Linked DNA regions of Homo sapiens: region 2 is linked to region 1. The links are chromatin loops, found by intact Hi-C in ENCODE. Cell type or tissue: psoas muscle. All regions are shown on one strand.

Region 1 (2,500 bases):
AATGGGACACTCACCTGCGACTCACACATGCACCTGCCTGGGTCACCTGCCTGTCACTCATCCACGCACCTACCTGCCTGGCTCACCTGCCTGTCACTCAAGCACTCACCTACCTGCCTGGCTCACCTGCCTGTCACTCACGCACATCCCTGCCGAGAGTGGAACTGCTAAGGAGGTCAGCGGTGCCAGGCCGTGCAGATGACGGACTGCAAGTTCCGGGCACCCAGACCCAACCACGCCCTAGGCTCAGGTGCTAGACTAAGCGAGATACTCACGATCCTTTCTTCGGAAGCCAGATTACACAGTCTGGTTCCCCTGGAGCAGGGCGCGGGGCCACCGACCTGCCCCAGCCAAGCCCGCTGTACACTCTTCGCTGCCCACCTCCCACCGGGCTGAGGCCCGACCTTTCAGCCGCTTCCTATCTGGGTCTGGCAAGAGGATGGCAACCGGACTAGAGTTAAATACACACGCACTAAGTGGCAGGCACTGAAAAGGACGCCAGGAGGTGACACCTGGCCAGGGGCTGAAAGGATGCAGGGAACTGGCAGGTGTGGATGGCGAGGCCCGGCGCCGCTTAGAGACTTGTTCCGGGCTCGTGTCTCACTCGCCGGCCGGCGGTGGTCTCCCACTGTCACCGCCCGGGTTTCCCAGAAACGCTGGCCCTAAGCACAGTCCCGGGCACGCTCGTTTCTCTCGGGGTTTACGGGGCAGTCTGGAGTCTAACAGTTCAGGGGCGAGGCGACGGCGGGCTCGACGGCAGCCCTCCCCCGACACAGACTCCCGTGATCCACTGACGAACCAGGATCGAGGCTGCCCGTCCTGGGGCAGCTGCAAGTGTCCCAGCTGACGGGAAACCCGGCCGAGTGGTCAAGTCCCCGACATGACCCTGACCCGGAGCTCCGGGAGCCCGCCGTAACCGACCTCGGGTTCCGCGCAGGCAGGCTCGGGCCGGGGCCCCGCGGGCGGCGGGCGCGAACGGAGAAGCGTCGCGCAGGGTCCCCAGCAGCCCCGGGCCGCCGCTGTGGCCGGCTCCGGCAGGGGGGACGAGCGGGCCCGAGGACCCGGCGCAGGCCTGCGAGCGCGCTCACCTCTCCCTGTCGCTGCGCGTGGGCCGCCGCCGCGCTCAGGCTCGCCGTAGTCGAGGCCGGAGCAGGGTGCGGAAAAGCGGGGCCCGCGCCCGAAACAGCCGCACCGCCCCGGGATTGGGCCCACCGAACCCGCCGCAGCGCCGCCGCCGCCGCCTCAGCCTCCAAGATGGCCGCTCGCGGGGCGGAACCAGCCTAGCTTCTGCTTCCGGTGCGCGGTCCGGGGCGGTGAGGAGGGAGGGGGAGGGCTGGCCGCTCTAGGCAGACTGGCGGACCGCGCCCACGACTCTCTGTCGCCGTCGACCCCGGGGTGGGGGATGGGGCGGGGGGCGGGGCGGCGCTTGCGCACTGGCGGGCGGCTCCGGGCACCGTTAGTGGGCGCGAGAGCCCCAGACCCCGAAGCCGCGCGCTTCCCTCCCCATGTGCCACGGCCCAGGGCGGCAGGCCCGGCTGAGGGCGACCCCGGTGGAGAAAGAACCCCGACCCTCCCGCCTCCCGGCTCCCGCCTTGTCCTCCGCTCCCACGCCCCACCCGGCCCTTAGGGGAGGCGCGGCGCGGCCCGGGCATGGAGCGTCCCGGGCCCCTGGAGGCTCAGTGGAGGGTTGGGCTCCAGGGAGCTCAGAGCTCTCTCGTTCAGGGACCCGAGAGTGACACGCGTGGCATCTCTTTGCAACCCACGTCCGCGCCGCAGCACCCTCCCCTGCAGGTGCCTGCCCAGCCCCGGGATGCCCCTGACCTCCCCTTGGACAGACTGCAGAAAGCGCGGGGCGCTGCGTCCTCTCCACCTCTCTCTGACCCCAGACACATTGGGAGAGAGCGGTAGGTGGCGGGGCGCTGGGGTGGGACGCTGGGGGCAGGCGCGCAGCCCACCGCCTCCCTGAGAGGCCGCTGAGGACAGCGGGGAGCTGAGGGTGGTCCCCTGGTGGGGGATCAGGAGGTGGACCTCGCCACCTGGCTGCCTGTGGCCCTCTCCTTTGCCCCAACCCTGACTGCCTCTCAGGAACAACCACAGGTCAGCAAGGTGGCTGAATATTGAGGGTCAGTCCCGCTGTGGCTACGGGCAGAGGGCAGGCTGTGTCCATGCTCAGCCCTGACTCTGGCCCTCTGGGACACCTTGGTGGGTCTGAGACGTTGCTGCAGGCCGTGGGGCAGAAGCCAGGAGGAGTGTCCACGCAGCCTCAGCCCGTGGGAATCCAGCCTGCCTCCATTACTGCCGTCACCGGCTCCACCTTCGGAGAACATCTCAGCATCCAGCCTCCTTCCTCTGCCTCCTCTCAGGCCTCTGCCGTTCCCATGCAGGGCAGGCCAAACTGTTTTCACAGCATGGAAAGTTATGTGAGGGAAGCCACACCGGCCGCAGATACAGGCACCAGCACATCCACTCGCATGCACACTCACGGCTGTGGCCCGCGGCA
Region 2 (2,500 bases), 240 kb before region 1:
TTCCCAGGCAGTGTTTGAGGCCCCCTCTGCCAGCCCGTACCTGGGGCTCCCCCACCCCTCCCACATTGTGGTACCTGTCCTCCTCCTGCAGAGCCCGCCCAGAGATCCCATGGCTGAAGGTGGTGGCAGCAGGCGGGCTGGCGCGTGACCTGGTAGCACGGCCTGGGTTTGACCCTGGCACTGCCCCTGGGACTCAGAGCTGGGAGGTGAGAAATGGGGAATGCATGTGAACCACCTGCCTCTGCACACAGCAAGTCCTGTTCTGGGTTTTCTCATCCCTGGGTCACACCCTGCGCTGGGGAGATAAAAAGTCAGACCCTGCCCGGGGCACCCACAGTCAGCACCGCCGGAACACTGTCAGCCTGGTGTGGACAGTGCCAAGGTCCAGCAGGGTGGGGTGGTTGGGGTAGGAGCTCCCCTGAGGAGAGAGTGAGGCCAGCAGGGGTGGGTCTCCAAGTGCTTCCTTTGACAGCTGCTCTGGATGGGACGTGGCTTGGGGTGGGTGAGAACCCTTGGCTGAGTTTGGATTTTCCTGCAGGGTTTCATTGGAACACCAGGTTCCAGGGCCGTAGAGATGTGGAGGCCTCCTGTCTGGGTGATGGGGCATGGTGCTGGTCCCTGGCTGTGGGGTGGAAAGGAGTCCCAAGAGAGGGAGCTGGCAAGACAGGACCTTCCCAGCTAAGGTGGGGTTGGTGGGATTTGGCTGGGGCCCTTGGAGGAGCCTGACCAGGAGGTGAGACAGGGCACCTGGAAGGAAGGAGGCGTTGGGGAGAGTCCAGATGGAGGCCATGGGGTTGAGGGGCCCAGACACCCGGCTGGGGGACTCCAGGAAGGCAGCAGGTGTGGGCAGTGGGTCCTCTGGGGTGGACTGAGGTGAGGCCTGGGTGTGACCACGCGGTGGCACTGGTGGCTGCCGGCAGCTGTCGTCTGCAGAGTGGGTGAGACCGAGTGTGGCAGATGGCTTGGTCCGCGGTGCTGGAGGGGACTGGCGGAGCAGAAGCGCCCTGGCGCCGGGTCCTTGCTTTCCTGGAGCTGGGGCTTGGGGAATGGGGTCGGTCATTGCAGGGACAGAGGAGAGGGCAGGGTAATGGGTGCGCAGGGGTCCCTTCCAAAGGCTGCGGGTGGCCAGGGGTGTGCGGGGGCGCTGAGGTGCGGTCGCCGAGAGATTCTGGCCTCCAGGGTGGTCGGGCCTGGCATGGACTCTAGGGGATGGTGCACACACCGGACCGGACGGGCCCCTCCCTTACCCCCGGATCCCCCGGCTGGGCAGCGGCCAGGGAGAGGGGCGACCTACGGGGGCGGGTGTGGGGACGCCGGACTACGCGTCAGGAGTCCCAGATGGGCCCAGACCCCCATTCCCCGCCCCGGGCCGCAGTGACGTCAGGGCCCGGACGTTCCCGGAACGGCCTCTTGGGGGCGTTCCAGCCCCACGGACCCGCAGGGAGTCCCCGCCGCAATTTGCATGGGGCTCATTTGCATGACCCCGCCCCGCGCGGGAGTCGGGGGCGCCGGCGACTGGAGGAGCCACTGTCAATCCCCAGGGGAAAGTGGGCGAGGCGATTTCTGGGCCGCTCACCTCACTCCACCCTCCAGCTCGCGCCGCACCTGGGGCCCTCCCCCACCTACGCCCCGCCAGGGCGGGGCCGCGGGCGCAGACACTCGCGGGCACACGCACGACGACGCGCACACGCGGTCGCACGCGGCCCCCCGAGCCCCCTGCGGCGACTCCGATTCACCCCCGCGGGTGCGGGGCGCGGACCCGCCCGGCCCAGCTCCTGCTCCCCAGGCGCTTCCTCCTCCCGCGACCTGCCCCGGCCGCACCCGCCTCCGCTCCAGCACGCGACGCTGCCCGGCGCGACCCCTGCTCCCCCGGCCCAGCCCCACCGCTGCCCTCGACTCAATCCCAGTTGAACGCCCGCAGCCTCAGTCCCACCCCCGGCCCAGCCCCAGCGCCCCCAGTCCCACCCCCGGCCCCAGCTTCAGCCTCAGCGCCCCCAGGCCCAGCCCCAGTCCCACCCCCAGTCCCAACACCTTCAGGCCCACCCTCGGCCCCAGCCTCAGCCACCCCAGCCCCAGTCCCGGCCCAGCCCCAGCCCCAGCGCTCCCGGCCCCGGGCCCAGCCCCAGCCCCAGCCCCAGCCGAGCACCCCCGGCCCCGCCTGCCCGGCGTTCCCTTTTGTGCGGCGCTCTCCCGTCCGCATCCGCCCGATCCTCTGGAACTCCCCGCGGACGCCGGGGTCCCTGGAGGCGGCTTCCTTTGTCTCTGCTCCCGCCCTCCCTCCGCGGCGTCTTCGCCCCTCACTCACCTCCCCAGCCCCGCGGGGACGAGGGGAGCTGGAGGGAGCCCGGGACCCGGCGCGGCCTCCGCAGGCGGCGCTTTCTTCTCGCTCCCGACGCGGCCGCCCCTCCTGCCTGCCCGCTCCTATCGCCGCTTCCGCCTCTGCCGGGGACGGGGACAGCAGACCCTCGGCGCCCGGCCCCCGCGCACCTGCCGCGCGCAC

Evidence for each region. Hi-C counts contacts between places; a loop is a spot of excess contacts. Peaks named below come from ENCODE experiments on the same cell type or tissue, not always from the same donor. Only the 100,000 strongest peaks of a DNase experiment are listed, where the experiment ranks them.
Region 2: a loop joins it to region 1, with 1.8 times the contacts of the local background. A loop is called at or near these places in 2 of 110 quality-filtered maps.

What each region holds. Positions count from the first base shown.
Region 1 is chr1:1,272,578-1,275,077 of GRCh38, forward strand. UBE2J2 (ubiquitin conjugating enzyme E2 J2) reads right to left here and starts at 1,277. Exons shown (of 7, transcript NM_058167.3): 1 at 1,089-1,277. It overlaps LINC01786 (long intergenic non-protein coding RNA 1786), which reads left to right and starts at 1,425. Exons shown (of 3, transcript NR_185846.1): 1 at 1,425-1,904; 2 at 2,226-2,500. RefSeq lists enhancers at 1-424, 425-932, 2,123-2,500 and silencers at 1,122-1,701, 1,862-1,911. In psoas muscle, no CTCF peak of the experiment used is centred here; DNase peaks (open chromatin) are centred at 564, 864 and 1,314; H3K4me3 peaks cover 2,500 bases; H3K27ac peaks cover 2,312 bases.
Region 2 is chr1:1,031,694-1,034,193 of GRCh38, forward strand. All of the region lies in intron 2 of AGRN (agrin), which reads left to right. Among named protein-coding and RNA genes, the nearest start is that of AGRN, 13 kb to the left of the region's middle. RefSeq lists an enhancer at 772-1,641 and silencers at 1,155-1,334, 1,395-1,534, 1,515-1,635, 1,555-1,864, 2,280-2,429. In psoas muscle, CTCF peaks have their summits at 806 and 1,427 (motif pointing right); DNase peaks (open chromatin) are centred at 938 and 1,468; H3K4me3 peaks cover 1,243 bases; H3K27me3 peaks cover 2,170 bases.